Regions from separate parts of the Homo sapiens genome. Here region 1 is linked to region 2. The links are chromatin loops, found by intact Hi-C in ENCODE. Cell type or tissue: endothelial cell of umbilical vein. All regions are shown on one strand. Links, peaks and the distances in the headings refer to the core of each region. The heading gives the core; the rest is flanking DNA.

Region 1 (10,442 bases), core at 911-8,910, 160 kb after region 2:
GCCAATATGGTGAAACCCCATGTCTACTAAAAATACGAAAATTAGCTGAATGTGGCAGTGCACGCCTGTATTCCCAGCTACTCAGGAGGCTGAGGCATAAGAATCACTTGAACCTGGGAGGTGGAGGTTACAGAGAGCCAAGATTGCACCACTGCACTCCAGCCTGGGTGACAGAAGGAGACTCCATTTCAAAAAAAGAAAAAAAGGAAAAAAAAAATCAAAGTAAAGGCTGGGCACAGTGTCCCACGCCTGTAATCCCAACACTTTGGGAGGCTGAGGTGGGTGGATCACTTGATGTCAGGAGTTCAAGACCAGCTGGGCCAACATGGTGAAACCCCATGTCTACTAAAAATACAAAACTTAATCAGGCGTGGTGATGCACACCTGTAATCCCAGCTACTTAGGTGGCTGAGGCATAAGAATCTCTTGAACCCAGAAACCAGAGGCTGCAGTGAGCTGAGACCTAACCACTGCATTCCAGGCTGGGCGAGGAAGTGAGACTCTGTCTTAAAAAAAAATACATATATACACACACACATACACACACACACACACACACACACACACATATATATACATATATATATATGTGTGTATATATATATATATATATATATATATATATAAAAGAAAAGACTGGGCACAGTGGCTTACGCCTGTAATCCCAGCACTTTGGGAGGCTGCGGTGGGTGGATCACTCGAGGTCAGGAGTTCAAGACCAGCCTGGCTAACATGGTCAAACCCCATGTCTACTAAAAATACAAAACTTAGCTGAGCATGGTGGTGCATGCCTGTAATCCCAGCTACTTGGGTGGCTGAGGCATAAGAATCACTTGAACCTGGAAAGCGGAGGTTGCAGTGAGCTGAGATCATACTGCTGCATTCCAGCCTAGGCAAGGAAGTGAGACTCTGTCTTAAAAACAAAAAGAGATAAACCTCAGTAGGTGATGCCATGATTAGATTTATCATTCCTATACAGTATTTATGTTTATATAGAGGGCTTGGCATAACAGAAACATCATGAGTTTGGGTGGGAGCCAAAGATTCCTAGGATGGAATTTCAGTTCTGACATTTGCTGATGTGGAATCTTGGGCAAGTTACTAAACTTCTGATTCTCTGTTACATGTGGAAAACTTGCATTCCTGACCTCCCAAGGTTGCTGTGAGGAATGAGATCCCACCATCAATACTCCTGGTATGCAGAAGGGGTTCAATAATTGTTAATTTTCCCTCACCCCTCCCATATCATTTTAGTAGCTGTGTAGCTTGTTAATAATCTTCCTTCTGTGAATCTGTTTTGACAGGATTTGTGAAGCAAGATTACATAAGAGAGAGAAAAGTAGATTTGACTTCTCTATAAACTTAATCTGGAACCAAAGACACACCCACTCAGCTCTTTTTAACAAGACCTTCCTTTTTTCCTCCAAAAAGCAATTACACTCTAATGAGTGGTTTTAAGTAACTAGATCATTAACTGGATTTTCTAACTTGATTTCTCAGCAGACAGAGAAACAAAAGGACTGCTCTTTCAGAAACCCAAAGTGATTTGCTTCTGAACCAGGAGAAAATAAAATACATTCTTGACTCAAGTCATCAAGTTTTGGTTAAAGGGCCAGAAGATCTATAAATACACTGGCCAAGTACTTGACCTCTGGTGAAATGTTTTTATCTCCCCTACAGCTTTTCCCTCTCCATAAAGCAACCATAGCTGCATCCCAGCAGGATAGTCTCTTGATAGAAATCCCATTTATACCTTGATCATCTAAAAGAATGCATGCTTCTACAATGAACCTCTCCTTTCTCTCCAAGTTGTGAAAAACTTGAATGTTCGAGTTTGGCTGCAATGCCACAGGTAATCTTAGGAGTATGCTGAGGACATTGGAAAAGGAGGGAGAACAATGATCCAGTCTTTCTTCTAGGTCAATTTTACTTTGAATGCATGGAGAAAACCCCTTAAGATGCAGGATTTGAAGAGTGCCCTGAGAAAAGAGTTGGAAAAGTGAGCATATCTGCACCACAGAGGTGAAAAGTCATGAAGGCATCCTTCTTTGTCTCATTCTGTCCTCAAATGGCTGTGAGTTAGGGACAAAGTTGCAATAGATTGTGTTCCCGCAGGGAAATTCAGCCAGCCAGTGCCTTGCCAAAAGCAGCAGCAGCCTGGACTTTAGACTTCAGATCAGAACCGTAGTTGTGCAACTGGGGCAGGCAGAGTCAAGAGATTAGGTCAGACAACCAGGTGGAAGCAAATCAGAAACCACAGACTGGGTGTTGCCGGGTTGTCAAAAGGTTGTATTTGGTCTGGATTTGAGAGTCTAGGTCTCAGGCCAACAAGCTTATAAAGGTGGCTTAAACCCTGTTTTCAGTATTGATCTGTTGCTTTAAAAAACAAAAAGGGACACAGAAACCAAATCAAACTGCTAATCAAGAAGTGATGAGTCAAAGGCAGAATCCTTGACAAAGGAGTTCTCAGCTGGACTCTATGATGTATATCCCTGGGCTGTGAGCAACCATGAGGGATCTTTGTGACTGATGCTCTAAGTTGCTCCAAGAACAATGTCTCTCTCTTCCTTGGCTTGTGATTGGAATTTTTATTCCGCATGATCCCTTTGGCTAAACTCCACACTGAGTCCTTTATTGACTTTGTAACTTCCTTTGCAGCACAGCTGTGTAACATCTGGATAATTTTTTGTCCTGTTTTTCTGCTGATTTTCACTTTTAAAGAGATGTTTGCCTATCAAATCAATTTAATCTCCTATAGATGGGTTTCTGATTACCTTAAATAGACTTGTCTCCTGACATTTGTTCGTGAGGGTTAAAGATTATGCACATGAAAGTCTGTCATAAACTATAAGTTGCTACACCAATGTAATTATTTCCTTGTTCACCTGTTATCTGTCCTAGGTAGGCATGCGCCACTTATACTGCAGAAACTGGGAGAAATCAAACAATATTCTCAGACCAACCATCTGGATTTGGCTTCTCAGAAAACGAATGAAGTCAATTGGTAGTGGCAACATAATTTGTGGTGTCCAGTGTAAAAATATTACAAATTTCAAGATGGCAGCAGCAGCACATGGGACCCATATAAGCACCAGGCCCTGGTCAGGCATGGTGGTGCACACCTGTAGTCCCAACATTCTGGGAGGCTGAGGTGGGCGGATCCCTTGAGCTCAGGAGTTCAAGACCAGCCTGGGCAACATGGTGAAATCCCGTCTCTACAAAAACTACAAAAATTAACTGGATGGGATGGTGGGCACCTGTAGCCCCAGCTATTTGTGAGGCTGAGGTGGGAGGATCCTTTGAGCCCAGGAGGTCAAGGCTGCAGTGAGTCGAGATTGTGCCACTGCACTCCAGCCTAGGTGACAAAGTGAGACCCTGTCTCAAAAACTAAAAATAAGCATGAGGCCCTGTGTTGTTGATTGGCCACAGGGCACACCCACAGAGCTGACCCTGATATTCAATATACTCACAGCACTGATCAGCTTGCAAAATGCATCAGCTACTGCATCTACCTCCACCCACAAGTGGATCAAAGAATTTAGATACCAAACTCACCCTGCCTGACCTCCCTGGGCTGTGGTAGCTTTGAGGGGAGGAGAACAGCTCTTTAAGATCTACAAATCATGTAAGCACTGAGGAAGATGGCTTGATATGGAAGGGGAAGAATTTCAGACATGAAAAGCTTAATTAAAAGCAAGCTGGTCTTCAAGTCCAGGATATCTTCATTCCCATTTCAGCTCCACGTGACACTGGCCAACTCATTTGACATAATATATACGGGTATGCATTGTGCGTTATAAACGTGTAAACGCACATGACAATTAAGTGTCAATTTTTACTGTTGCCCTTTCTAATGGTAGTTCTTGGCCCTTTTAGGAGACGCGCCCACATTCTGACCCTGGGCCGCACTAGTGTTGTCACTCTACAGCCTACAGCTCTATACTCTTTCCAAAGCAAGGTTAGGGATGGCTTTATTGTCCCAAATCACAAATCACCCTTTTTTTTTTTCCATTTCTTCTCTGGTTCTTACTCCCTCTGTGCTAAAAAAAACAAAAACAAAAACAAAAACAAAACCACCCTGTCAATTGGTTAATTTCCCATGCAACCTGCTTGGAAGTCTGCAATGCTTTGAACAGCAGGGTGTGGGAGGAAGTGTTGGCCCTACTCACCCTGCCTGACCTCCCTGGGCTGTGACGTCAGAGCTCTGTTTACATAGCTGAGGGACTGGGAATGCTGGAGTGGAGGAAGGAGGTGATGAATGATTCAGGAGGACACACAACATCCCTGCTTTTCTTTCCTGCTGGCTTCTCAGCTGCTCCAAGCAGCAAAGAGAGAAGAAATCGTAAGATTCTGCTCTGTCATTTGGAGCCATCTGTTTCCTTTCTTTTTCCTTCCCTAGAAACTTTTTTCAATAAACAGTATAAAGGAGACACCAGAGGATGTCTACAAGAGCAAATTCATCTTTCTTCAAATGTAGACTTTTGGAAACCTTTGGCATTTACAGAAAAAGTCTCCGATGCTGCTGTTCTTTCCTCCACATCTCAAATGTACTAGAAAAGATGACATGCTTTGGAAGGCCAAGGTGGGCAGATCACCTGAGGTCGGGAGTTTGAGACCAGCCTGACCAACGTGGAGAAACCCCGTCTCTACTAAAAATACAAAAAATTAGGCGGGCGTGGTGGTGTGTGCCTGTAATCCCAGCTACTCGGGAGGCTGAGGCAGGAGAATTGCTTGAACCGGGGAGACGGAGGTTGTGGTGAGCTGAGATCGCACCATTGCACTCCAGCTTGGGCAACAAGAGATAAACTCCATCTCAAAAAAGAAAAGAAAAGAAAAGATGACATGATAAGAGGCTCCCTTATTTACTGCATCTGGCTGAGGTAAAGAGAGCTAATGATTCCTTCCAACAAAATGCACTCAATATATATTTTCTAGAGGCCAGGTGTGGTGGCTCACACCTGTAATCCCAGCACTTTGGGAGACTGAGCTGGGAGGATTGCTTGAGTCCAGGCATTCGAAACCAGCTGAGTAACATAGGGAGATCCCATCTTTACAAAAAAATTAAAAACTAGCTAAGCATGGTGGTGCACACCTGTGGTCCCAGCTACTTGGGAGGCTGAGGTGGGAGGATCGCTTGAGTTCAGGAGTTGGAGGCTGTAGTGAGCTACAATCCCACCACTGCACTCCAGTCTGGGTGACAGAGCAAGACCTTGTCTCTTAAACAAACAAACAAACAAACATCTATTCCCTAGGGACCTACAATATGCCAGGCACCACATGGGGGTGATGAAGATAAAGTCAAATAAATTGGAATTTCTTTTGGAGACTGTATGTTCTTCAAGGTCAGGGATATTATTTTATTCCACTCTGTACCCCTAGCACATAGCAGAATGCCAGCATACAATAGCTACTCCATAAATATTTAAGGAGTATGTATTTGCTCACAGAAATCATTGTCTTGACCTGAACAAAACTGGACTGTGCACATAATTTAGGGAAGAATTTACTGTGTCTTTAAAATCACATTGTTATCTTTGGCCATGATAAAAAAAAATCTCCAGCACCACAAAAACAATTGGCATTTGTGAAGCACATACTGTTTTTTAGGTACCATTAGAAGCACTTTGCATGGATCAGATAGTTTCATCCTTTTAATCATCCTAACAACCCTATGAGGTAGGCACTATTGTTATCCGGGTTTTATGGATAAGACACTAAACCACAAAGAGGTAAAATAACTTGCCTGGCTCCAGAGGCCTTGATCTTGATCTCCCGTATTGCAGCTGCCTAATCCCTCCAAAACCAAGCACAGGGAGAACAAATTAAAACAGGAACTTTTCACTTTTTTGGACCACATTCACAGTAAAAAATAAAATTTACACCAACACTTATTTATAAAACTGAAGCAAAAGTTTCAGGAAACAATATTTATCCAACCAATATATTTTCCAATGCTTTCTAGTTTATTATTATTTTTTAAAAGATGACCAAAATCCACTAATTTGATCTCACAGTATATAGTTTGAGAAACTCTAGATTAGGGAAGAGAACCCAACCCTACGTGGCTGACTCTCAGCTTGCTGTGATGAAAACATATTCTCTTTCTGAACTTTCCCTTTTGGGGCAATTCAATTGCAATGTCTGTAGTATGCCCAATGCCTCCTTTAGCAGACTGCCTCCAAGAAGCATTTCAGACCCTGAGCTTCTGGAAGTCTTTCATCTGTCCCTCTTCTGGGTCACTTTACCTCTCCAGGCTGCCATCTTGAATGGAATCTTCTGCAAATATGACTCCAGTCATATCTGCAGACCTGGTCCATGGGAAGCATGCATCTTTGTCCACCCTCAACCCCCTACAGAGAGGATGAAAGTGCTGCCTTCTCTCTTCCTGCTGTGTTCTCTTGCCAATCCAGCCACAACTTCTCATACAATTCTTATGTCCCACCTCCTAAGCTAGGGGGACACAAGTCAAGCTCCCTGATTGATACTTAAAGGGGATATAGGCGGAGCACACTGATATCTCCAAAGGAATTCTTCCCCCCTCCCCTCTTCAACTCCACTCCCTTATAAATTGAAATTAGTTATGGGCAGAAAGGGTTTCACAATCTTTTAGCATGACCTGGATTTTCTAGGACTTGGAATGTGTATCAATTTGCATCTATCACGAAGATTTTACCCTGGGCAGCCTCTTCCAAAAGTATGAAGAAATGAAGGGCTCCTTATTTGCATCATCTTACAGATGGGTAGGCATAAGTGGAGGGAATGGGAAGAAATGAGCCAAGGCTTGGAATCTGGATAAGCAATCAGAGTTTGGGGATTACTAGGGAACATGAGCTTGCTATGGAGAGTCCAGGTGTGGTAAAACTCTACAGGGAACAAAAGATAGCTATGAGTCAAAGGAATAACAACAGGTAGGCCAAGAAGCTTGCCAGGGGCTTAGATTTAAGCTTATTCTCTCCTGACATTAGTTGACTATTCTGGTCCAGTCTGTGTTCTGGATCCTTGTTACATCCCAATTCCTCCAGGCTCAGAGACTTTGTTCCTGTCCACAGTGTATCAAGTTGATTAGGGCTTATGTGTCTATGAAGTTTCTGCCTTTTTGCTGCCTCTGCTAAAAGGTTGATCTCCAACTTTGCTAACTTTATCCTGGTGCCTGAAACAATCCAGCTAGCAGCGGCAAGAGCCAAGCAAAGGATGAACTGACATGTCCTACAGAAGCTGTACTGGTGGGCCTGCAGATCGTCCTCACTTACCCTCCAGCATCCACAGCTCACAGGGACCCGAGTCCCAGATGTTCACAACTCCAGGGCATGGCAGCTAAGCCTGATTCTACTAAGATTATGTCCCTCTGAATCTAAGCTGAAGACTAAGATTTGACGCTTAGCTCTGAGGTATATTGGCTACACCGTTTGAGTTGGTCTCAGTTTATCTTTGACTTTCAGTTTCTTCTGAAGTGCAGTAACAGTGACATCTAGCTAGATGGTTCAGATGTATTGTGATGAACAATGAAGTGATATAAAGAAAAGCACGTTGAAATTCTTGCTGCTACAACTGCTGAAATTTACCAGTTCAGTAGATGAAATGGAGAAAATATACTCTCTCACCTGTTGAATCTCTACAGTGAAACATGGGGACCTAATTTTTTTTTCTGGTTTTCTTTTTTTTCTTTTTCTTTTTTGAGACAGAGTCATACTCTGTCACCCAGTCTGCAGTCTGGAATGCAATGATGCAATTATGGCTCATTGCAGCCTCTACCTCCTAGACTGAAGCTATCCTCCCACCTCAGCCTCTGGAGTAGCTGGGACCACAGGCACACACCGCCACACCCAGCTAATTTTTGTATTTTTTGTGGAGACAGGGCTTCACCATGTTGCCCAGGCTGTCCTTGAACTCCAGGATCAAGTGATCCTCCCACCTCTGCCTCCCAAAATGCTGGGACTATAGGCGAGAACCACCATGCTGGCCTCATTTTTCTTTTTTAAAAATTTTTTTTCTTTTGAATGTTCAATGTGCATCCAGTTATCTCTGCTTATCTTTTAAAATGTTACAAAGAACGAGGTATCTTCAATGTAGTTAAGCTGTTGCAATAACAAAGCAAGACTGTCTAAAAAGGAAAACTGTCTAAAAAGGAAGAAAATAAACTTTCCAAAAGAGCAAAGAATCCAAGGTAACATTGCCTTCCATCTTCTAAAATTTCAAAAACATACTCAAACCAAGTCCACAGAAAATAGTAGAGAACCGAATAAATCAGCTGGTCAGATGAAGGGCCAGGGGAAAAGTCTGGTTTTGAAATATGCTGGGAAGCTCAGAATCTTAAGTTTTGTTGATTTCAGGAGATAAAATGTAAAATAAAACAAAAACTTCATTTGACAGAAATTCTGTACTAGATGAGGAGCCATTAATAAATTTGAAATATCCTCAAATCAGTAAGCAAAACAACTCCCTGGGCAACCCCAGAAAATATTTTGAAGGCTCAGAAAGACCTAAAGGGCCTCTGAAATGAGCCTGAAATTCCCATGACTGACTTGTGGTTAGCAGCTGGTATATGTTTACTTGGAGCCAAGCAGAACACACACCTGGGAATCCGCTCAGTGCCCTAGAGGTGGTGACTCCTAGGATTGACATGGACTGCTTCCAGAAAAGTGCTTGAGGCGCTGCCTATTATGTGTATGTTGTTGATGTGAAAATAGAGAATGTGAACCATGAGGGAGGAGGAAGGAAGTGTAAATAATCAAACCAAGCAGAAGTTACCTAGTACTTCTTAGCATTGGAGGCCTTTTTACGCAATGAAGTCTTCTAAGGAACCCATATATAAAACAATTAGTGTGACCTGAGTCCATGGGTGAGAATAAGTAAATGAATAAAAATAAAACAATTGAGAGTGCTGCACAAGCCAGGCGCAATGATCCAGGCCTGTGATTTCAGCTCCTTGGGAGACTGAGGCAGGAGGATCACTTGATGCCAGGAATTTGAGGCTGCAATGAGCCATGATCATGTCACTGCACTCCAGCCTGGGTGTCAGAGGAAGACCCTGACTCTTAAAAAACAACAACAACAAAAAGTGCTGAGCACAGTGGCACGTACGTGTAGTCCCAGCTACTGGGAAGGCTAAGGCGCGAGGATCCCTTGAGCCCAGGAGTTCTAGGCTGCAGTGAGCTATGATCACGCCACTGCACACCAGTATGGGCAACAGAGCGAGATCCCATCTCTAAACAAATTTAAAACAAACGAACAAATGAAAAATATTGCTGTCTTAAGGTTGGGAAGGGGCAGAGACCCCTTTGCTTGCTCATCACCAAGACACTTCTGTGAGGCCCCAGGGCTCTTTGGAGAACGTTTTGAAAATCACGGTTCTAAGTAATTATAGTTACTGTGACTGAACTAATTTAGCCCTAAGCTTCCTACAATCAAGATAGAGATACACTATGGACTGCATTTCTCCGCTTCAGATTAAAAAAAAAAAGTTTAGTCAGAATGTAGTTATATTTTCAGGTAAAATGCTCAATACATTTTCAGATGAAGCTGCTCAAAATTAAAGCAGTGAGTCCAAGTGTTAATCTGAAAAAAAAAGTACAATTTACTATCTCCTGTTTCCAGACTTATAGACCCTCATAGTTGCATTGTCTAATACAGTGGCCACTAGACACATGTGGCATTTACAGTATTTATTGATGAAGTGCTCTATAAGTATTTATTGATGCAAGTAAAGAAATGCTCTATAGAGTATGTGTGTGGGTTTTTTTCCACATTAATAGTTGGGCTCATTAAATTTAGAAGTACTTTACCTAAAAAGATGTCTAAAAACCTAATGAAAACATACTGGGCATGAAATTTGCAAATACAATATCCTGTTTAAAAATAAGTTGGCCGTGCACGGTGGTTTACGCCTGTAATCCCAACACTTTTGGAGGCCGAGGCAGGTGGATCCCCTGAGGTCGGGAGTTTGAGACCAGCCTGGCTAACATGGTGAAACCCCGTCTCTACTACAAATACAAAAATTAGACAGGTGTGGTGGCAGGTGCCTGTAATCCCATCTATTCAGGAAGCTGAGGCAGAAGAATTGCTTGAACCCGGGAGGCAGAGGTTGCAGTGAGCCGAGATTGCGCCATTGCATTCCAGCCTGGGCAACACAGCGAGACTCCGTCTTAAAAAAAAAAAAAAGTTCACCCTGGTTGCTAAGAGAGTAGATTTTAAGTGTTCTGCCCACAAATAAATGAGGTTAAAAAAGCATTCGATCTTTTGCTACTAAGTAAAAGAATATACAATATGGAAGATGTAAAGAAAAAAGTTCATCCCATGTTTCCCAACTTTCTGAACACTCTAGAAATACATAATTAACTTTTTTTTTTTTTGAGACTCTGTCACCTAGGCTGGAGTGCAGTAGCACAATCTTGACTCACTGCAACCTCCACCTCCCAGATTCAAGCGATTCTCATGCCTCAGCC
Region 2 (10,442 bases), core at 1,018-9,017:
CACTCACCTAGATTGGAAGCACAGGAGGGGTATCAGTGCTGGGCTAAAGTGGTAAGGCTTGTTGAACATGGTAATTTGGAGATACCTGTAAAGTATCCAGGTGGAGAATCCAGTGGGCAATAGATGCAGGATTATTGAACTCAGGAGAAAGATCTGGACTGAGAAGAATTGTTTAGAAACCACTACTTTATGGAAGAGATTTAAGGGCAGAGAAGCAGAAGAAATTCCAGGATACATAACTGAAAGTTTGCCATGTGGGATGAGTTAATTGAATGTTACTATCAACATCCATTCGTATGAAGTCCTTTGCTAAGCTAGAGATGACCTGGCACCTATCATCCCTGGGTATTGCTTTGCCTTTATTTCTCTCTGCATCTTTCTAAAATTATTATTTCTTTCCCTCAGCCTAGCTGGATTTGGAGAGGGAACAAGACAAATTGTGTGATTTGGGGCAAGCTGTAGAAACTCTAATTATTAGCTTCTTCATCTGTAAAATGGGGCTCCCATAAGTGGAGACTGGTTTGTCTGATAGTCAATTGAAGAAACTTTCTTGAGAGGCTTTCCAAAGCTTTCTCCCTCTCCTGACCTCAAAAGATCTTAAGTCTGGGCATGGTGGCTCACACCTGTAATCCCAGCACTTGGGGAGGCTGAGGTGGGAGGATCACTGGAGGCCAAAAAGTTCAAGACTAACATCGACAACATAGGGAAATGCTATGTCTACAAAAATAAAACAATTAGTCAGGCATGGCGGTGCACGCCTGTGGTCCCAGCTACTCAGGAGGCTGAGGCTAGATGAGTGCTTAAGCCTGGGAGCTTGAGGCTGCAGTAAGCTGTGATTGTGCCTTTGCACTCCAGCCTGGGTGAGAGAATGAGACCGTGTCTCAAAAAAAAAATCAAAGTCATGCTCTTGCCCTACAAGGCACTTAGGTGGGTTGATACAAAATGCTCCTCACTGCACCCGCCATGAGCATTCACCCCCAGCAAGCACTGCACCTTTTACCTGCTAATGCTGGTTCATCTTTTACCTAGCACTTCATAATTGATTAAATAGCAGCTACGCTTGGGACCATTCTAAATGGTCCCAGCCACTGAGACCACTGTGAGAAAAGCCCTTTGTAACTACTTACCTTCTCTTCGTGTGAGTTTTATGCCAAGTATCTACGGATGTGCAACTCTTCCGCCAGACAGTTCTGCTGGCCAAGGACAGGATGGCCCCTCTGAAGGAATGTGTAGGTGATGACATTTCTTTCATCATTTTGGTACCTAAACATGACACTCTATCTGGCAACAATGAAAGGCACTCCTGATTGCTTATGGCATGGCTGTAGGGGGAAGGGGCTGTGAGCGTCTGCACTATATTTTGCTCCATCAACTCTTGTTATATGGGTTGATATAGCAGGAGAGATAACAAGAGTTGTGTGTCTTGTTGATATCACAAGAGTTGTGTGTTAGAGAAAGAACACAGCCATCCAGCATTGAGCAGGCTGAAAATACTGCCACTGACAAAATACTGCCATTGACAAAGTACTGCCTGTGGCATGTGGTTAAACGCACAGTGCTACGCCAGGAGTTGCTTAGTTTCAATACATCTGCTAGATCATTCCAACCAGCTTTCCTATATTCCCAGGCTCTGGCAATGCTACCACCATTTTCTTAACTCACTCAAGTTTAAGTCCATCAACTCGACTCCTTTTTCTCCACTCATTTCCTATATGCAGGTTGTCATCATTTATCAGTCATAATGACATTTATTCACCATTTGTTATATTCCAGACAAACCCTGTGCTAAGTGCCTTTAAATACTTTATCAAATTTAGTCATTACAACAACTTTCTGAGGTAGGGTTATTTTTATATTTTTTTGCACCTATGGAAACGAGGGTTAGAAAAGTTAAGTAGCAAGCCTAAAACACCACACAGCTAGAAAGTGGCAGAGCTGGAATATGGATCTGGCTTTCCCAGCTACTTATGTACCATAGTCCCTCCTGCAGAGCATTAAGGATCTTATCTGCCCCTCCTATATGTGACACTTTGAAGTTTCCAAAGCATTGTCACAAAGCTATCATTTGATCCTCCAAGTGGAGCAGAGAACTAGGCAGGACATGTATCATTGTCATTTCCACAGAAGTGACTAAGCCCCACGGGGTTTCACCGACCTACTCAAAACCATGCGTCCATGCCTTGGACTCAGATCTTCTCTCTTTTCATTATTCCCATAAATATCATTCTTTTTGTTCAGAGAAGCTGATTCTTCTGTAATGACCCATGTATAAAATTTCATGGGAGGCCAGATTTAGCCTACTACAAAGATATTTCAGATAGTTGAAGTTTTCCAAAAATGGAAGAGGAGGTAGTGAGTTCTTCTTCCTTTTCGGTATTCATTCAAACACTGAGCAGTCACTGGCTGGGCTAGAAAATCATTGAGGGAATTCAACCCATTCCCTGGGGACAGGGTAAATAAAGGCAGCTAGAGTAGATGAGCTCTAAAAGCCATCTGTCCCTGAGATCTGATGGCTCAATTTTCTGGGGACCACTCTGTCCTCACCATTTTGGTTGTAGTGGTTCCACTCCCTCACCCTGGCTTACTGCAGCCATCTCCTGGTTGATTTTCTGGACGCTGTCTTTCAATTCATTTAGTCTCCCTTGACCAGGGTGATCTTCACCAAAGTTGTGCCCAGCATAGACTTTATCTCTTTCTAAATCTTCAGTGACTCCCTTTGACCAGCTGTACCCACTTGATACCCCTCTAACTGATGTTCCGTTATCTGTCTACATCCTCCATCCAAGGTCATTTTTCATTTCTCTCGAACTCAGTTTCTACTTCAGTCAACCCAATCATTTGCCTGCTCCCAGAGACATCAGACTTATTCTACCTTCAACCCTTTGCTTTCCTTGTCTCTCTCTGAAACATTCTCCACTTTCCCTCCTGCCCACTTAACCACATCCTCCATTCTTTCATGCCCAAGGCAATCTGATTTGCAGTTCAACAAACAAAAAAATGGAATGAATTCCTCACACTTAGGAACAATCTTCCACTCATACAGTGAGGCCACGGAGACCCCAGAATAAGCAAGAGATGGCCCTGTCCTCGGGGAAGAGTATAATCAGAACCAGCTGCTCTGGACAAGACTTAGATTTGAACACTTGATTCTACATTGGCTAGTTTTCTTGATAGTTGATGTGAGCTGATTCTATCCCACAAAGGGTAGAAAGTGAGCCTTCTTCCAACACTCCACGCCCCATGCAAGAAAATGGTAGGCAAGCAAATAGTTCCAGATTACATGATTGAGGAGTCTAGGATTGCATGTTTGACTTTTTCCCCACATTCACTCACACACACACACGTGCACACACACACACATATGTGTGTGTGCACGCAGCCCACCAGTGATTTGAATTTCTAGGATATTGGAAGGGGGGTGCCATTTAAACATGAAATCTCATCTCTACTACTTTCTTGAAAAAGGGTATGTATAGCAAAACTCTGGTTAAAAGAGGAGAGTTTGGAGTCTGACTTCTTGGTTTAAGTCCCAGCTCTGGCAACAGCTAGGTGACCTTAACAGACCACTAATGTCTCATTGCCTCAACTTTCTCAACAACAACAACAAAAAGCAGGCCTTGGGGATGATTTAAAAAACAAGCAGTATACAATGCCTTTCTCCCAACAGGGTCAAGTTATTGTAAGGATCAAGTAAGTTAGTATTTGTGGAGCACTCCGAACAATTCCTAGCATATGGTAATCATGAAATAAGTGTTAGCTGTTCTTATTATTACTAATTCAGTGACCTTGGACAGACTGCTTACATTTCCTGAGCCTTGGTTTCCTCATCTGTAAGAGGAGAGCAATGCTCACCTCCATAAACTGGCTCTGAGAATTAAGTGTGAAAATATTGAGAAAGCTTTTCTAGAAAAGCTTCCCTTATCTTTGACCCAATGCCTGGACTTACGCTCCCCAAACAATACAACTACAACTTTCTCCTCTCCCTACTTCTTTAGCCATTTTGCAAGTCTATCATTCATGCTACTGTTGTAAGCTGGTTGTTTTTATTCCATAGAAAATGTTGGCCTCTGACAAATTCATCTTTAGAAAATTATAACCTAAATGACACTAGACAATTGCATAAGCCAAAGACTGTTCAAGTTCCCCAAGCCCACAGGCAGCTTTTCCACAGCCCATCCCTGCCCATTTTGGCAAACTGTGAACAGCAGAGAGAGGAATTGGCCTTCCCCAGGAAAATTTGGGGCCCCAGGCACATCATACCATGTAAAATCTGGTTAAGATAAATATCAAGAGCAGCCTTGAAAGCAAAAAGAAGTCACAGCAGGTCAGACAGCAGCCAGAGGGAGTTTGGGAAGGGGAGGAGGGCCTGAGTCACCAGCTCTGCCTGAGATGATCACTAGAATCGAGTTTCCAGGGAAAGGCAGGCTTCCTGAGCTGTGGATGCTAAGCCTGCCTGGTAGCTGCAGACCTAAGCCATGGGCTGGGCTAGGCTTTGAAGGCCCAGGACCCCCGATATGGGGCCCAGACTTGTTTCACTGGTTGCTTGTTCCCTAGAGATGCTGCTAAAGAGGCCACCAAGGGGAAAGTTACTTAACTAATTCAGGAAGGTGTGGTGGCCTCCAAGGGAGACGCTGAGGGCCTGCTTGGGGTGGGCTTGATAATAATGGAGAGTGGAGGCCAGGTGTGGTGGCTCATGCCTGTAATCCCAGCACTTTGGGAGACCAAGGCAGGCAGGCGATCCTTCTCTGTAAGGATCACCTGGGGTCAGGAGTGCAAGACCACCTGATTAACATGGTGAAACCCAGTCTCTACCAAAAATACAAAAATTAGCTGAGTGTGGTAGCACACACCTGTAGTCCCAGCTACTCAGAGGCTGAGGCAGGAGAATTGCTTGAACCTGGGAAGCAGAGGTTGCAGTAAGCCAAGATCACACCACTGCACTCCAGCCTGGGTGACAAAGCATGATTCTGTCTAAAAAAATTAAAAATTAAAACAAAAAAAAATGGGGACTGGAGTCAGACTCCAAGGGGGAGAGTTTGAAGGCACTGCAATCGGCTCTTCTACCAGAGGGACTGAATTGTTCTAGAGGCCACATAGACTTTCTAGAGCTACAATGTTTCTAGCAAAGTCAGAGGTTTTTTGCAAGCTCCTCCTCTGTCCTCTACATGACTCCGCAGGACTTCTCTGTAGGACTAGGCTGAGAAGGCAAGTTCTCAGGTCCATATGGTGGAGGGAGACAGAGGCTACAATGCCACTGGTGGAACCCGGCGCTCTACAGCATAGATGGGGTAGAGAGAAGCATGTAGAGCCTTGAAAGGAGATATCAAGGCATTCAGGAAAGGAAAAAAGAGCAAGAATGCATTGAGTCATACCACTCTGAAATGTTTTGATGAGTCAAGCATCCTCTCATGATGTTATTAATGTCAAAGAAACAATTCCTTGGGTTTATATTGAGGTTGCACAAGTTAGCTCACAACCAATTCCTGACCACTGTGCTAAGAGCTGGGTGAAGATCAGTGAGTGTCACAAACAATATTATATTACTCTCAAGAGCTTCCTCCATAAGGCAACAAGAAGGATAATATTAAGCAATAGAGGAAGAGCTGACCTGCCTTTCTGTCCAATATTGGTTTAAGATGCCCACAATTTTTTAGGAAGTGAATTGTTCTAGAACTGTAGATTTAGTATTGGGGGTCAAAGGGAAGGGGGCTGCCATTTCCTGAATAGAACTTTGGTGCCAAATAGAACCATGCCTGGTTGACTTCTTAAAAGTAATACAATGGTTAATACAATTGGAGTCTGTTTTCTTAAGGGGTCCCTGAAGAGTTGTGGAGAAGAAATCCTTTTGAAATATTTTGTGTATACTTACTACGCATTTCTTTTTTTGTTTGTTTTTGAGATGGCGTCTCGCTGTCACCCAGGCTGGAGTGCAATGGTGCAATTTTGGCTCACTGCAACCTCCATCTCCCGGGTTCAAGCAATTCGACTGCCTCAGCCTCCCAAGTAGCTGGGACTACAGGCATGCGCCACCACTCCTGGCTAATTTTTTGTATTTAGTAGAGATGGAGTTTCACCATGTTGGCCAGGCTGGTCTCAGATCCACCTGCCTCAGCCTCCCAAAGTGCTGGGGTTACAGGCGTGAGCCACCACCATTACTATTACCCAGCCATTACTATGCACTTCTAAATCAACCACAGTATGAGAAGGAATAATATTACCTGATATTAGGCAGGAGACAAACAGGAACTAGCAAAGTTTGGAGCAATTGAACTCATTTTATAAAGCTGAAGAGAGATTAAGTACATTATTCAAAGCCACCAGACAATAAGAAGTGAGTTGAGCGTTGAGTGTTTCTAAAGGTCTCTCTGGTGTTTGCTCTCTGGTGTTGCTTATCTGAGGGACCCAGTTTTACTCACTGGAGTAGCAACAGCTGAAAATTATTGAGTGCTTACTAGTGTGCCAGTATGTTTCAAAGCACATTTCATGTGTTAACTAATTTAATCCATCTGGCCATTTTCTTAGCTGTGATTATCACCATTTTACAGATGAGCTGACTGAGGCTCAGAGAGGTTATGGAACTTGCCCAAGGTTACACATGTAGCCAAGACAGGGCTGAGGTTCACATCTAGGACACCTGGTTCCAGATATAGGCACTTCAGTTCCCCACCTCTTGGGGGAAGGCATGCTTCCAAGTGGGGAGAAGATAGCTCATCGTCATCCGAGCACACAGTGGGAATGAGAGGAATCTCAAAAAGGAGAAAGAGCCATCCTCTCTACTGTGGAACCAGTGAGGTTCTAGTCCTGGATTCCACACTCTGGACAGCCTAAAGCTCTGATAGGATGCAAACCACGGGGAAGGACGTTAGTAGGCAAGGAAACACCTGAGCTCTCTGACACCTGGATTTGGAAGCCTCCTGCCCCTCCACACCACATTCCCCACCCCCATCCATACAAACGCCGCTGCCCTCACTTTCATTCTCATCTGTTTATGTGCTCCACCTCAATGAGGTGGGAAGGACTGTACAATGTGTCCTGATACCTGCCAAGTAGGGGAGCCCCCACCCACTCAGTGAAGAAGCAGGTACAGCCCAAGTGCAGTGAGCAGTCCATAGGGGGACCAAGGATCCCAAGTTCTGAACCTGACTTGATGAAACTCTGCTGGGGAAAAGCCCCATCTGATGGAGATTCACCTATTTCTGACCGACTTTGACCTCAGCAGCCTAAGAAGGGCACAGCCATGGCTCTGGAATTTTCCACAGCACAGTGCAGGAAAAGCTGGCTTTGTTTGGTATAGGGAGGCTGTCTCCAGGCGATGCTAATAATAAAAAAAAGAACGTGTGTAGGTTGCATCTGAAGCCCAATTGCTTTGCAAGGTCATTGTGCTTGGTCTGGAGGGTCATTAATTTTAGCTGCCTCATTGCCACCCACATATGCAACCAATACATTCCTCAGGGGCAGGAGAAAAAGCACAATTTGGGATCCAGTCTGACCAGGGTTTAGATGATGTTCACACAGGATTAACATTCTGGTGCTTAAATTCCTTGATCAAATGGAGCTGAGACCCCTAACTACCCTACATTATTATCTAATATTTAATGAGATAACACAATTAAAGAAACAGAATCATAACTAACCTCTGTCATCCATTCTTCTGGTGCTGTAGGTCTGTTTTCTCATTTGATCCCCACCACATCCTATGAGAGAGAGAGAGAGTATTATCCACATTTACAGAAGAGGAATGTCCGGGAAATATGTGATTTGATTAATTTCACACAGCTGGAGAAGGAAGGGACCCAAAAATGTAACCCAGGACGGGATGACTCCAAAATGTGTGTCCTTACCCAATGTAGTGCTTCTTACGATGCTGACCCGCAGTAGGCACGGAGCAAACCTTGATTCCTGTCTTTATTTCCACACTTCGTCTTTTTGAAAGCACAATTTGGTCACTCCCAATAAATCATTGGGCAGCCCAACGAATCAAATGCTTCTTCAGTCACCAAGGGACAGAGGCATCCTGGGTGCCGCATTCCATACAGACCTGTCACTGGGCAAACCTGCGGATCTCTTAGACAGTGTTAATGAGAACCGGTGAAAGACTAAACTGTCCGTTACAAAGCTGCGACCAGCTATCATGCAGCTAGAGCCCCAGGCCTTGGTATGCAGCTCCTCCTCTCTCCAGGGGCTTCTCTTTTCTCTTAATTAGAGATTTGGCTAAAATGTTTGAGCACTTGAAGTCAGGGCGTAAAGAAATAGGAAAGGAGTGTGGGAGATGAATGATGAGCCAGCACTTTCTATGTGTTGATGCAGAGAAAGAGAAAGAGGGTAATTTGAGGATGTTCCTTCCCATGGGGCAATGGAGCAGAGAAAGCCACACTGCAGCGGTATTTTCAAGGGGTTTAAAAGCAAGTTATGAAAGCCATGAGGGAGGTTCATTGGGTTGCTAAAAAAACGAAAGAGGATGATAACAAGTCTCATCCATGTGTCGGTGTTTCAGGAATTAAAAGCTGTAACAAGGAACATTTGGGTGGTATTAAGCTCTGTGGGGAGGACTTGGGGCTTTAACTCTCAGTGCACTAGCACCTCTATGTAGTTCAGAACCTCAGGAAGGCTCTGTGGGCCACGCTCCTGAAAATTTCACCTGCCATCTTCATCACTCCAAAGAGAAAGGAAATGGCACATCCCTTAAGGCCTGGCAGTGTCGTGCTCACTCATGGGAAGCGCTCTCAGCAGCGGCTTCCCCTCTCCTGCTGCGGGCTTGCATCTCATGTGGAGAGAGGCCCCCTTTCTCCCGGCCCTCAGCCCTTTCAAGTCATTCACTTTCTCAGTAAGCGTCTCCCAAGGGTGACTTGCATCAGGTTGTCGGCGCTGCTTTCTGAAAGATAAATAAGTTATTCTGTCAAATTATGCTCACTTATTTCTGTCAACATGTATTAAAACTTAGATATCGCCTCACCGTGAATGCATCAGACACTGTACTGTTCTCACCACTAGGGTGGGCCCTCTGCAGCCACAAATAGAGGAGACAGTTGGGGATAAAATCATAACTGATGAATAGAGAGACTGAGTGCACTAGCAAACCTGTAGAAATTCTAGGCTCACAGGAATAGCAAAAGACAGCCCACTAAATAAAGAGACTGTCAAGAAGCATTTCACACCTAACATGAGCAATAAATGGATTCCCATCCACCAACAACGTTTTTCATGATTTTCCTCATCCACAGGTTCAATGAGAAGCTTTGTAAATTTATTTTGTTTAACTGCAGACAATAATCACTCTCAGGGCTGGGCATGGTGGCTCATGCCTGTAATACCAGCACTTTGGGAGGCTGAGGCGGGCGGATCACCTGAGGTCAGGAGTTCAAGACCAGCCTGGCCAACATGGTGAAACCCTGTCTCTACTAAAAATACAAAAATCAGCTGGGCGTGGTGGTGGGCGCCTGTAGTCCCAGCTACTCGGAAGGCTGAGGAAGGAGAATGGCTTGAACATGGGAGGCAGAGGTTGCAGTGAGCTGAAAATGCGCCACAGCACTCCAGCCTGGGCGACCGAGCAAGACTCTGTCTCAAAAAAAAAAAAAAAAAAAAATCACACTCAGGTCTTTTACCTCCATCCCACCCCCAAACCCCACCCTTTGGGTCTGGTCTTACAACCAGCTGTTTAGAAACTTAAAAAAAAAAAATTGACACATAAAAATTGTGTGCATTTATGGTGTACAGCAAAATGTTTTGAAATATGTATACATTATGGAATGGCTAAATTAAGTTAATATATGCATTACCTCACATACTTATTTTTTGTGCATGATGAGAACACTTAAAATCTACTCTTAGTGATTTTCAAGTACATGATACATTGTTATCAACTCTAGTCACCATGTTGTACCATAAATCTCTCGAACTTATCCCTCCTGTCTAACTGAAATGTTGTATCCTTTGACCAAAATCCCCCCAGTCTTCCCCACCACCACAGAGAACTGTTACCATAATTGTGGTTGTAAGCTGTTTCTGAGGAGCCAGTTTATTTGTTTTGAACAGAATTAAACAACATAGAAAATCCCTGTCCAGACCCTCAACCAAGTTAATTCATTCAAAAAAATATTTCTGAGTTCCTCTTAGGAACTTACAGCCTAACGGGCAAAACAAACTGCTTGTAAAATCTGTTTACTTGATACATGGAATTGCCTTTTAAAGAATGATGGCCATTTTAACAGAGAAAATAAATTTGGAGGGTATAATCAATCATTGAGTAAATCTGCTTTGTGAAACATGCCTGCTCAAAGTTTGTTTGTTTCACAGTAAATTCCTTTTTGATGCCCTTACCTCATCAAGTAGTTGAGATGAGGCATGTACTCAGTTCTTTCTTTTTATAAATAGCAAAGCTACTTGGAACACTAAAGGGGGAAATGAATCCATACCAGCAAATATCGTAGAAAGAGCATGGGCTC

The links. A loop is a pair of places that touch in the nucleus more often than their neighbours do. Peaks named below come from ENCODE experiments on the same cell type or tissue, not always from the same donor. Only the 100,000 strongest peaks of a DNase experiment are listed, where the experiment ranks them.
Region 1: a loop joins it to region 2, with 2.3 times the contacts of the local background. A loop is called at or near these places in 2 of 110 quality-filtered maps.

What each region holds. Positions count from the first base shown.
Region 1 is chr9:76,371,127-76,381,568 of GRCh38, forward strand. No RefSeq gene overlaps it. Among named protein-coding and RNA genes, the nearest start is that of RFK, 18 kb to the right of the region's middle. RefSeq lists a silencer at 6,194-6,454. In endothelial cell of umbilical vein, for the core only: no CTCF peak of the experiment used is centred there; DNase peaks (open chromatin) are centred at 925, 4,245 and 8,605; H3K27ac peaks cover 1,534 bases.
Region 2 is chr9:76,210,965-76,221,406 of GRCh38, forward strand. The region is part of intron 20 of PCSK5 (proprotein convertase subtilisin/kexin type 5); the gene reads left to right. Among named protein-coding and RNA genes, the nearest start is that of RFK, 180 kb to the right of the region's middle. In endothelial cell of umbilical vein, for the core only: no CTCF peak of the experiment used is centred there; DNase peaks (open chromatin) are centred at 4,347 and 5,397; H3K27me3 peaks cover 1,157 bases.